Regions from separate parts of the Homo sapiens genome. Here region 1 is linked to region 2. Evidence: chromatin loops called from intact Hi-C (ENCODE). Cell type or tissue: HCT116. All regions are shown on one strand. Each heading gives the region's core, and the rest is flanking DNA. Links, peaks and the distances in the headings are about the cores only. Region 1 overlaps KANK4 (KN motif and ankyrin repeat domains 4). Region 2 has its middle 38 kb from the start of ATG4C.

Region 1 (5,385 bases), core at 210-5,209, 450 kb before region 2:
TCAGATATATGATTTGCAAAAAATTTCTTCTTGATATATTTTGCAATAACCTTGTATATGGTATAAGATAAGCTTCCAGCTTCATTTTTTTGTATAATTTAACTAATTAATTAATTTTTTTAGATAGGGTCTCACTCTGTTGCCCAGGCTGGAGTGCAGTGGCACAATCATAGCTCACCACAGGCTCAAACGCCTGGGCTCTGCAATCCTCTCACCTCAGCCTTCTGAGTAGCTGGCACTACAGGTGCATACCACCAGGTACACCTAATTTTTTTTTTTGGTTATTGAGACAGAGTCTCTCCCTGTCACCTAGGCTGGAGTGCAATGACGTGATCTCAGCTCAATGCAACCTCCACCTCCCGGGATCAAGTGATTCTCCTGCCTTAGCCTCCCAAGTAGCTGGGATTACAGGTGTGCACCACCACGCCTGGCTAATCTTGTATTTTTAGTAGAGATGGGGTTTCACTGTGTTGGTCAGGCTGGTCTGGAACCCCTGACCTCAAGTGATCCACCCACCTTGGCCTCCCAAAGTGCTGGAATTATAGGTGTGAGCTACCATACTCAGACAACTTTATTTTTTTGCATGGGAATATTCAGTTTTCCCAGCACCATTTGTTGAAAAGATCACCCTCTATTTCCAGAACATTTCACCACCCCAAAAAGAAATGCCCTACTCGTTAGCAGTTATTCCCTATTCCCTCCACTCCACTCCCCATTCCCTCCCAGCCCCAGGAAACCATGAATTTACTTTCTGTCTGTATAGATTTGCCGATTGAGGACACTGCCTACAAATGGAATCATACACCACTGTGATCTTTTGTGACTAGCTTCTTTCACTTAACATGATGTTTTCAAGGTTCACAAGAGCTAAAAAGGATTTTTTCAGGTCACCTAATCTAACCCTGTTTTCAATGTCACACAGTACCTTGGTAATAGAGTCCATACAAGGGCCCATTCTGTGTTTTCTTCCTTAATAACCATGACCCTAGAAACACGTGAACACGCAGGAGGTATGGCAAGTTCTCAATGAGAACTGCACTCTAAGCCTCTCCTTCAAGGTTTTATGTCTGCCCTTACATGGTGCCACTTGACTAGACCAGTATTTCCCCATATTACCTATTGTTCAAATCCTACCCATTCCTCTCACCAGACCCCACCTCCCCCAGGAAGCCATCTGGAGAGCCTATTTGGGTAGAATTCTCTAATTTCTGAAATCCTATAGTAAATAACTACTCTTTAATCGGTGTGAGGCCACATGGGATTAGGAGTCCAATTTGTAACTATAAAAGCCTTCCTCCAATTGAGAATGGCAAATCTCTATTTTAATGGGAGGTGAACCCTGAAAGGCTTCAGAAATCTCAGTTTGATATATCTGGACATGTTTTGGATCACCTGTTCTACACAAGGAAGTCAGCTGATCACTGATTTGTCAGCCTGCTGGACAGGGTAGTGGCAAAAGTCAGCTTTGGAATCCAACAGACACGGGTTCAAATGCTGCTTTTCCTATATATTGAGACCTTGGGCAAGTTAACTAACTCGTCTCATGGTCCCTGTCTAGTCCTGCCATCCACCTTTGTCACTGGATAATTGCCTAATGCTTCTTGCTGGACTGAAAGCTCCCTGACAGCAAGAATCAAGCCTTCTTCTTCTGGGTCTTTCACAGTTCCCAGAGATCTCTTAATAGGGCCCTAGAAATGCCCCTGCCATTAAGTGTCTCAATCTTTGTGTGTGTGTGTGTGTGTGTGTGTGTGTGTGTGTGTGTGTGTGAGACAGAGTGTCACTCTGTTGCCCAGGCTGGAGTACAATGGCACAATCTCGGCTCACTGCAACCTCTGCCTCCCAAGTTCAAGTGATTCTCCTGCCTCAGCCTCCTGAGTAGCTGGGATTACAGGCATGCACCACCACACCCCGCTAATTTTTTTTTTTTGTATTTTTAGTAGAGATGGGGTTTTGGCATGTTGGCCAGGCTGGTCTCGAACTCCTGATCTCAGATGATCTACCGGCCTCGGCTTCCCAAAGTGCTGGGATTACAGGTGTGAGCCACCATGCCCGGCCTCAATTCTTGAAATCTATAATTCTCAAAGCAGAGTCCCTGGCCCAGTGATAGAAACTAAGGGTTTCTAAAAGAATAAAAAATGCATCTCAAATATGTGTATTCTCTTCAATTCTTACAAGCAAGTGTATTACATGGGAATTCATTTTTATAAGGAACTAGGAACATAATATGTGAGTTATTGAGGGTTAATAAGCCTTGGCATTAATAAACAAAAATTAGTGTGTTAGAAGAGTTTACTGAGAATATTCATTTTCTATTCTGTAAAGAAAGGTGACCACCATCCATCACTAAACAATACAGCGAAACTCCTGTGTATGCACCCAGCCTAAGAGGTGGAATTCCAATTCTCAGGAAGGGCGTTTTGGTATTAGTGCAGAAGACATTTGTTGTGTGCTTTTCTTCAGCTACCCAGCACTTTTGTGAACACCCTTCCTATACTTGGTTATTTCCTTCTCAGAAGACCCACCTCCCCAAGATTGAAACTGGAATTTACAGCAAGTGACTATGGGGAGATGGTGGCGTGATGTTCAGCTACTTCATATCCCTTAATAAATTCCTCTTCTATTATAAATAGATAGGCCTGCTAGAGCAGGTTCTGGTGTTCGCAACCGTGACCCTTAATGGCTACAACGCAGCATCGGCAATCTCTTGGTTTTAAACTGCTTCTACTCTATTAATTTACATTACTTATAAAATTACTTTTAGGAGTTTCTGTTGATTGTTGTCCTGAGTATTTGCTGCATTACTTTGATTAGTTTTCTCTTCTCCTTTAATCCTTTGTTACTACCAAATTCTCTCCCACTGCAAAGTAGGAGCGAGTGGACTCAGTGGGCCACAAAGTCTTTTGCTCCCCTGAACTGGGCTACAGTCCAGAGGGCTTGGAAACCACAATTTGGAGTAAATGTTTCCTAGGAATTCAGCTCCACTTCCTCCCTCCTGGGTCACTTCAGCGAAAGCCTCTCAAGGGTAGGCACAAATACTCCACAGGGGGGCACCCCTGCACCCACCCTCTTTGGGCAGCTCCCATCCGAGCAGCATCATCCCTGGTCCAGAATTCAGCAGATGCCTCTGCAGGCATCAGCTGGGTGCCACAGCTCGAGTTGCAGGTGCAGACAGTTTAGAGCTTGCGTGGGCTGTTGCATCTGCCTTCTGGGTTGGGAGGAAGGTTTTTGTTGGCTCAAATATGCACAGGCTGCACATTCAGGAAAATCAGTTTAAACCAAACTGAGGCTAAGTGATCCCCAGAACCTGGGTGGAGAAAGCGATGTTTCCAGATTTTTCAGGCGGGAAAGCTGTTATTATTTCACAATGCCCCACCTAACCCTCTGGCAAGTTCAGTCTGACAAGAAGCGGACATGTGTGATGTGGGTCCAGCAAAGATGGTGACCACCCAGCCTCGGCAGCATGCCAGCCAGAGGAAGGGCAGGTATCATCAGAGATGAATCAAAGAGACTTCAGGAGAGATGAAGTGCACCAGGAACTTCTCTGAACTTCAACTTTCCCTTGAAAGAGATGGGATTCCTTCAGTGTTCCATCCGGTAATACAAAGGAAGGTTATATATTGTTGTGGCCTGGGTTTTGTTTTGCTTTAATGTGGGCAAAGTTACTAAGAAAAGGCATTGCCAAAATTGACAATATCACCCAGGTTTATATCACCCCACGGAGCAGCTCAAAGGTGTCACAGAATGGTGGGGCATTTGGAGCATAGCATAGGCAGACTTTTATTAGTGACTCTGCTCACATCTTTTCTTTTTTTTTTTTGAGATGGAATTTTGCTCTGTCGCCCAGGCGGGAGTGCAGTGGCGCCATCTTGGCTCACTGCAACCTTCACCTCCCGGGTTCAAGCGATTCTCCTGCCTCAGCCTCCCAAGTAGCTACAGGGACTATAGGCGCCCGCCACAAAGCCCGGCTAATTTTTTTGTATTTTTAGTAGAGACAGGGTTTCGCCATGTTGCCCAGGCTGGTCTCAGGCAATCCTGGCTGGTCTCCTGAGCTCAGGCAATCCACCCGCCTTGGCCTCCCACAGTGCTGGGATTACAGGGGTGAGCCACTGCACCTGGCCTTGCTCACATCTTTTCTTCCAGCCAGGTTATGGGCTCTTTCAAATCAAGGTTCCCCTTTTGTGCTCCTGGGTATCCTTTATGTTCAATCAGTCCACTGATTATCTACTGTTGGGAGGAGAGAAATATAAAACAGGGTCTTGGACGACATTTGCACCCATAAAGGGGCAACTGAGGCTCAATGACCTGCCCACCTCATACAGCAGGGCCAAGGTCAGAGTCTGCTTTTGAGACTCCTAACCCAGTGCTTTCCTTTACAAATCTCATGTACTGGTCCTCAGTGTGATATTGGAGGACATGGAATTGATGGTTTCTTTAAAAAGAATGTGGCCAGCGTCCCCAGTTTAAATGTGGAATAATGGAGTTTTTATTGTGGTAAAGTGTGCCAGAGAACTGCTCATACTTCTGTTGGTGATCTTTGCTTGCAGCCTCTGGCTGCAGGGAAAGTATAACGCATAACAATAAAAATAGTTGCCAACATCAATTAAGTATTGACTCTGTCCTGGGTAAGTCCTTTACCCATCCTTACTCAGTGCCTAGGACAACCTGGGCACGACTCCTCTGTAAACCAGATAAAGATGCTGCCTCATGGCCCAGCCTCAGTTCAGGGCTGTGTTCAAAGAATCAGCAGTTAAGGAGAAAAAAGTTAATTGGAAGCAATCCAAACCTTCACTGCGGTCTCTAGAGAAAATACCAAACGGGAAGTGCATTCTTAGCACGAAGCAAAAGTCTTAAATTTTTTCTTTCCCATCTCTGCTGTTCTAGGTGTCTATTTCCAGCAGAGTGACTGCCCCAGCAGCAGTGTGTGCCGTTCCCCAACATCCTTATGTGAATCCTCCCACCTGGTTCTTCACTCCCTCACCTCCCCCGCCTCTGGCATCTACTCATCCCTCCACTGCCAGCCTCTCTCTGGCCCCTTCATTGGGAATTCCAATATTGGCTCCATTTGTCCATGGCTTTTTCATCACTGAATGACCTCAATCTGCATAATAATGGAGGGATAACAGCCAAGAAAGCTCTGCCAGAAGTGTCCTTTGTAGGAAATTACTTAGAAGGCTCCGAAAGCACAGAAATTATTTTTGGTGGTTTTTTTGGTTTTTGTTTTTGTTTTTTTGAGACAGGGTCTCGCTCTGACACCCCGTCTGGAGTGCAGTGGCATAACCACAGGTCACTGCAGCCTCAATCTCCTGGGCTCAGGTGATCCTTCTGCCTCAGTCTCCTGAGTAGCTGGGACTACAGGTGCACACCACCATGCCCGGCTAATTTTTG
Region 2 (5,385 bases), core at 210-5,209:
ATGGTGCAGTGTGTACTGCTCGGGTGATGGGGTGCACTGAAATCTCACAAATCACCACTAAAGAACTTATTCATGTAACCAAATACCACCTGTACCCCAATAACTTAAGGAAAAAAATTTAAAAATAAATAAATAAAATTTTTTTAAAAATTGGCCAAGGATGGTGGTGTGTGCCTGTGGTCCCAGCTACTTAGGAGGCTGAGGCAGGAGGATGACTTGAGCCCAGGAGATCAACGCTGCAGTGAGCCATGTTTGCACCACTGCACTCCAGCCTGGGCAACAGAACACATTTCTGTCTCATAAATAAATAAGTAAATAAATAAATAAATCTAAGTATCTTTGGTTAAATTCCACTTTGGGTAGGGCTAAGAGAGGAGATGTGAACTCTGAGAGCCCAAATATTATGTCTTTCAAGTCTATTTTTTTGGTAAGTCAATTTTTGACTACCCTTTCTTTACTTATTGTGCCCTGTGAACTCTTCCATGTCCATACCCATTCATTGTCTATAATCTTGGCACTTTCTTATTCATTAATTCAACAAATATTTATTCCCTATCACCTTTATTTATGCATTTCTATAGATGCTAGAGATAGGGTAAATAAAAGTATGGCAAAACCAGCAATTACTTTTGCACCAACCTAATATGATTTTTTAAGAAATTTATAATTTCATTAGAGAAATAGATGTATAAACAAAGAAATTATAATACAAACATTGTGATAAGTGCAGGAAGTAGAAAATAGTGATTATTGCTTTCTTCAAACATAAAGTATTGTTAGTCAGGAGTCCTTCAGTTGTAAGTGCCAGAAACCCAATTTCAAACAGCAAAAGCAGAAAATGGAATCTATTGGCTCACATCCCTACAAATTCCAGGAATAGAACTGTGCTAAGGGACTCAAATAATGTTGTTGGGTCTTCATAGCTTATTCTGGTTTATTTCTTGCTTTTGGGGCCTTGCTTTTTTCTTCTGAAGATGGACTCTGAAGTGAATTCTACAGCACACTACCCAGATGCCTTATTTAGAATCGAAGCATTGGTTTCCTTCAGGTTTTGGGAGTGTTGGCTGCTGATGGCTCATAGTTGAGTCTCTTTCTGAGACAAAGGGAGGTGTCTCACTCAAGTTTATCCCTCCTCCCTGAGAATAGCTTGAATCCAAAGACTGATCAATGAGGGATACAAAGGGCTGGCCTCTTGCCTTGATTCAGGACGTACCTAAAAGGCCATCCAGCTTTAGAGTTACCCATGGGAACAGTTCAGGAATCTGAGGAACTTAACATCTGACTCTTGGAAGAACGGTTCTGTGGAGAAGAGGGTTGAGTTTATTTTTTTTATTCTGGAGATATAGGGATGAAATGGAGAGAAGTAAAGAAGAGAAAATATGAAGGGAAACCAAACAACTGTTTGAACTGGTGAAAGACTAGGCACCTTGCCCTGTGACTCCTCTCTAGAACCCTGCAGACTTTTATCAAGTATTTGGCTACAAGCAAGTTTTTTGTGAAACCAGTGGAAGAGTCTGTTCTTCCTCTCTCAACTGGCCTAGGATGGGATGGAACTGTAGAGCACAGGCATATTTAGGAGTTTAGAGACATAATTCTGAGGAAATAAGTTCTAGAACTTTGCAGAAGCAGTAGGTAGGGCTATGAACTCTATACATTGTAAGGTTTGACAGGCAAACATCTGGATGTATCTGTCACAGCAACTAATGTCTTAGAGAATAAGGTATAGCTTCACCAAACATTTGAGGAACTAGTAGTAAAAGTAATCAATGCTAATAAATGACAGTATAATAAAATGAAGGCAAAGTGCCACAGGAACAGAAAGGTCTTGAACAGCTAACCGATATATTAAAGAACAAATAGACTTGCCCGGCATGGTGCTATGTATCTGTAGTCCAAGCTACTTGGGAGGCTGAAGCAGGAAGATCACTTTGAACCCAGGAGTTCAAATGCAGCCTGGGCAACATAGAGAGATCCTATCTCTAAAATAAAAAAAGAAAGAAAGAAAAGATAAATTTGTATAAGTCCATTACTTGGCTTTATTATAATACAGAGAAAAACTGAGGGAAGGATTAGACAGGTCTAAAGCTATTAAAAAGAAATATAGCAAGAAAAACTGGAAGTCCATTGTCTGTGAAAAATTAAAAAAATAAATTATGTTCATTCATCTAGCACGGTGAATAAAAATAATTGACATTCTAAGGCTCCAATTAAAACATTTCCAGGCCGGGCCTGGTGGCCCACACCTATAATCCCAGCACTTTGGAAGGCCGAGGCAGGCGCATGAGTCAGGAGTTTGAGACCAGCCTGGGCAATACGGTGAAACCCCGTCTCTACAAAAAATTTAAAAAATTAGCCGGGCATGGGGGCACACACCTGTAATTTCAGCTACTCAGGAGGCTGAGGCAGGAGGATTGCTTGAACCCCGAGGCAGAGGTTTCAGTGAGCTGAGATTGCACCACTGCACTCCAGCCTAGGTGACAGAGTGAGACCTTGTCTCAAAATAAAACGAAACAAAACAAAATCCAAAAGTGTTTCCTCATGTTTTATTAATTAAAAACAAACAAAACCATAGCTGAGGAGGTTTCTCAGCTCAGAGGTTGACTGAGGAGGTTTCTCTGCAAGTGTGTTTACAACTGTGAATGGTAAATCCCACCAGAAGAAAGGCAAATAAATTAGATCGCTCCTGGAAAGCACTCTGCCTCATTCTTCAGCGGTTTTTGATGATGTGACTTAATATATAAAAAAGCACAGAGCTGAACTCAAAATGAAATAGCAGATTAAGAGAGCCATCTACTGGCAACTCATTGAAATCTGTTTAATTTGTTACGTTTCTATGCCCAATATTTTCTCATCACTAATTCTAGGGTCAACTTTCTAGACATATTTAATCTGCTCAACCTTCATGTTATACTTTTTATGAAGGAGGATATCTTTAATATAAGCTACAATTTGTAACACAGATACCCAGGTTTAGGAATTATTCTTTGAAATTTAGCCAACTTGTCTATTACGCTAAGAATGATGATGACAGTACATGTGATGTTTAGTAAAGTGACCAAAATAAAAGCAGACGACATATGTCCAGCACTGATCCATGTACTTTACTTGTATTGATTCTTATAATCTTCACAAGAACCTTATAAAGGAGGTACTATTATTATTTTCATTTTGCAGATAAGGAAACTGAGTACGGAGAAGTTAGATATCTTGCTCAAAGTCCAACAGCTAATAAGATTTTCCCTTCAGATCAGACACAAGACATAGATATTGTTCTTGTCACTTCTATTCAACATTGTTCTAGAGGTTCTAATCAGGGCAATTAGTTAAGAAAAAGAAATAAAACACATCCAAATTGGAAAGGAGAAAAGCAAAACTATCTGTTTATGGATGACATCACATATACAGAAAGTAAATCCTAGGTAATCCACAAAAAAGTTTAAGAGTTAATAAATAAGTGTACTCAAGGTGGTATGGTACAAGATCAATATGCAACAATCAGTTATTTTTCCTATTCACTAGGAACAAGTAATCTGAAAATGAAATTAAGAAAACAACTTCATCTACAATAGCATCAAAAAGAATAAAATACTTAGGAATAAATTTAACACAAGAAATGCAAGATTTCTACACAAAACATACAAAAATCATTGAAAGAAATTAGAGGTTTAAATAAATAGAAAGGCATCTGTGTTCATGGATTGGAAGACTTGATATTGTTAAGATGTCAATACTCTTGAAATTGAGCTACAGATTCAGCGTAATTCCTATGAAAATTCTGGCTGGCTTTTTTTTTTTTTTTACAGAAATTGACAAGATTATTCTAAACTCCATAAGGAAATGCAAGAGACCCAGAAGAGCCAAACAGTGTTGAAAAAGAAGAAAGTTGGAGAACTCACATTTTCCAATTTCAAAACCTACCGCAAAGTTATAGTAGTCAAGACAGTATTGTGCTGGCATAAGGATAGACATATATATCAACAGAATAGAATTGCAGGTTCAGAAATACATCCATAACTTATGGGCAACTGATATTCAACAAACATGCCAATACAATTTAGTGGGGCAAAAATAATCTTTCCGACAAATGACACTAGGACAACTGAATATCCACTTGCACAAGAATGAACTCTTAACCTCATAGCATATACCATCGGAACTCAAAATGGATCATAGACCTAATTATAAGAGCTAAAACTATACTTTTTTATCTTTCTACCTTGTCTAAATATACTTTTATAATAACAAATTGGGAAATATGGTTAAACTTATGGTTTTCTGTTATTGAATGTCATCAAATTGATGAATAACAAATTGATTGAATATCAAAGTTGATTGAGCTTAATTAAGTATTATTGTGTATGTCTGTGTATCCTGTTGATAGACTGGCAATATTTGGGCAAGTAATAAAAGAAAGACATACATAATTTATAAATTATTGCATACTATATTAGTTTGCTAGGGCTGCTATAACAAAGTACCACCAACTGAGTGGCTTAAACAACAGAAATTTGTTATCTCACAATTTTAGAGACCGGAGGTCCACGATCAAAGCATTGACAAGGCCATGCTCCCTCTGAAGGAGCTAGAAAAGATCTGTCTCATGCTCCTACTGGAAAGTATAATTCCAATCGTCACCTAGAGTTATCCCTTCATGTTTGTCTCTGTGTTCAAATTTCCCGTTTTAATAAGGACACCAGTCATATAGGATTCACAGTTCACCCTACTCTGGTATTATCTCACTTTACCTTAACTAATCATATCTGCAATGATTCTATTTCCAAATAAGGTCATATTCTGAGTTACTGGGGTTTAGGATTTCAACCTGTAAATTTTAGGAGCAGGGGACACAATTCAACTCATCACACATGCTTATTCCATGAGATTAGTTTTCTTCCCTTAATTTCAACAAAATAACTAAATGTGTTTTTATAATCAATATTTTTACATAAATTGTATTTTATTGTAAAATGGCCTGAGGAATTAAAAAATAAAAAAGTATAAGGTCATAAAATTTGCATAAATTTTATAAAAATATAAGTTAAAATAAATGTAAAATTTAACAATTATTTTTATATTTTAAAAAGTTATTTTTCTTCTGAAATTGTTAATTTCATTTATTAAAATTCAAAGCAAAAATTTTATTAACAAAATAAAAATTATTCAAGTAAAATAAAAATTTAATATTTTGAAAATATTTAATAGTATTTAATTTTAATTTTATTTAACTTGTTAAATATTTTTATAAAGATAAAACTATTTGCACTGTTAATGTGCAATGCTTGTCATGTTGCCAATGTAAAGAATTGTTAAACTACATCATGAATTATTATGTTTAGATCTACGTATATGTATATATGTACATTGAGGAGTAATATGTAATGTTTA

Evidence for each region. Hi-C counts contacts between places; a loop is a spot of excess contacts. Peaks named below come from ENCODE experiments on the same cell type or tissue, not always from the same donor. Only the 100,000 strongest peaks of a DNase experiment are listed, where the experiment ranks them.
Region 1: a loop joins it to region 2, with 5 times the contacts of the local background. A loop is called at or near these places in 2 of 110 quality-filtered maps.

Annotation. Positions count from the first base shown.
Region 1 is chr1:62,291,340-62,296,724 of GRCh38, forward strand. All of the region lies in intron 1 of KANK4 (KN motif and ankyrin repeat domains 4), which reads right to left. Among named protein-coding and RNA genes, the nearest start is that of KANK4, 25 kb to the right of the region's middle. RefSeq lists an enhancer at 4,808-4,867. In HCT116, for the core only: a CTCF peak has its summit at 3,043 (motif pointing right); a DNase peak (open chromatin) is centred at 2,992.
Region 2 is chr1:62,743,934-62,749,318 of GRCh38, forward strand. No RefSeq gene overlaps it. Among named protein-coding and RNA genes, the nearest start is that of ATG4C, 38 kb to the right of the region's middle. In HCT116, for the core only: a CTCF peak has its summit at 2,804 (motif pointing left); a DNase peak (open chromatin) is centred at 2,758; H3K4me3 peaks cover 459 bases.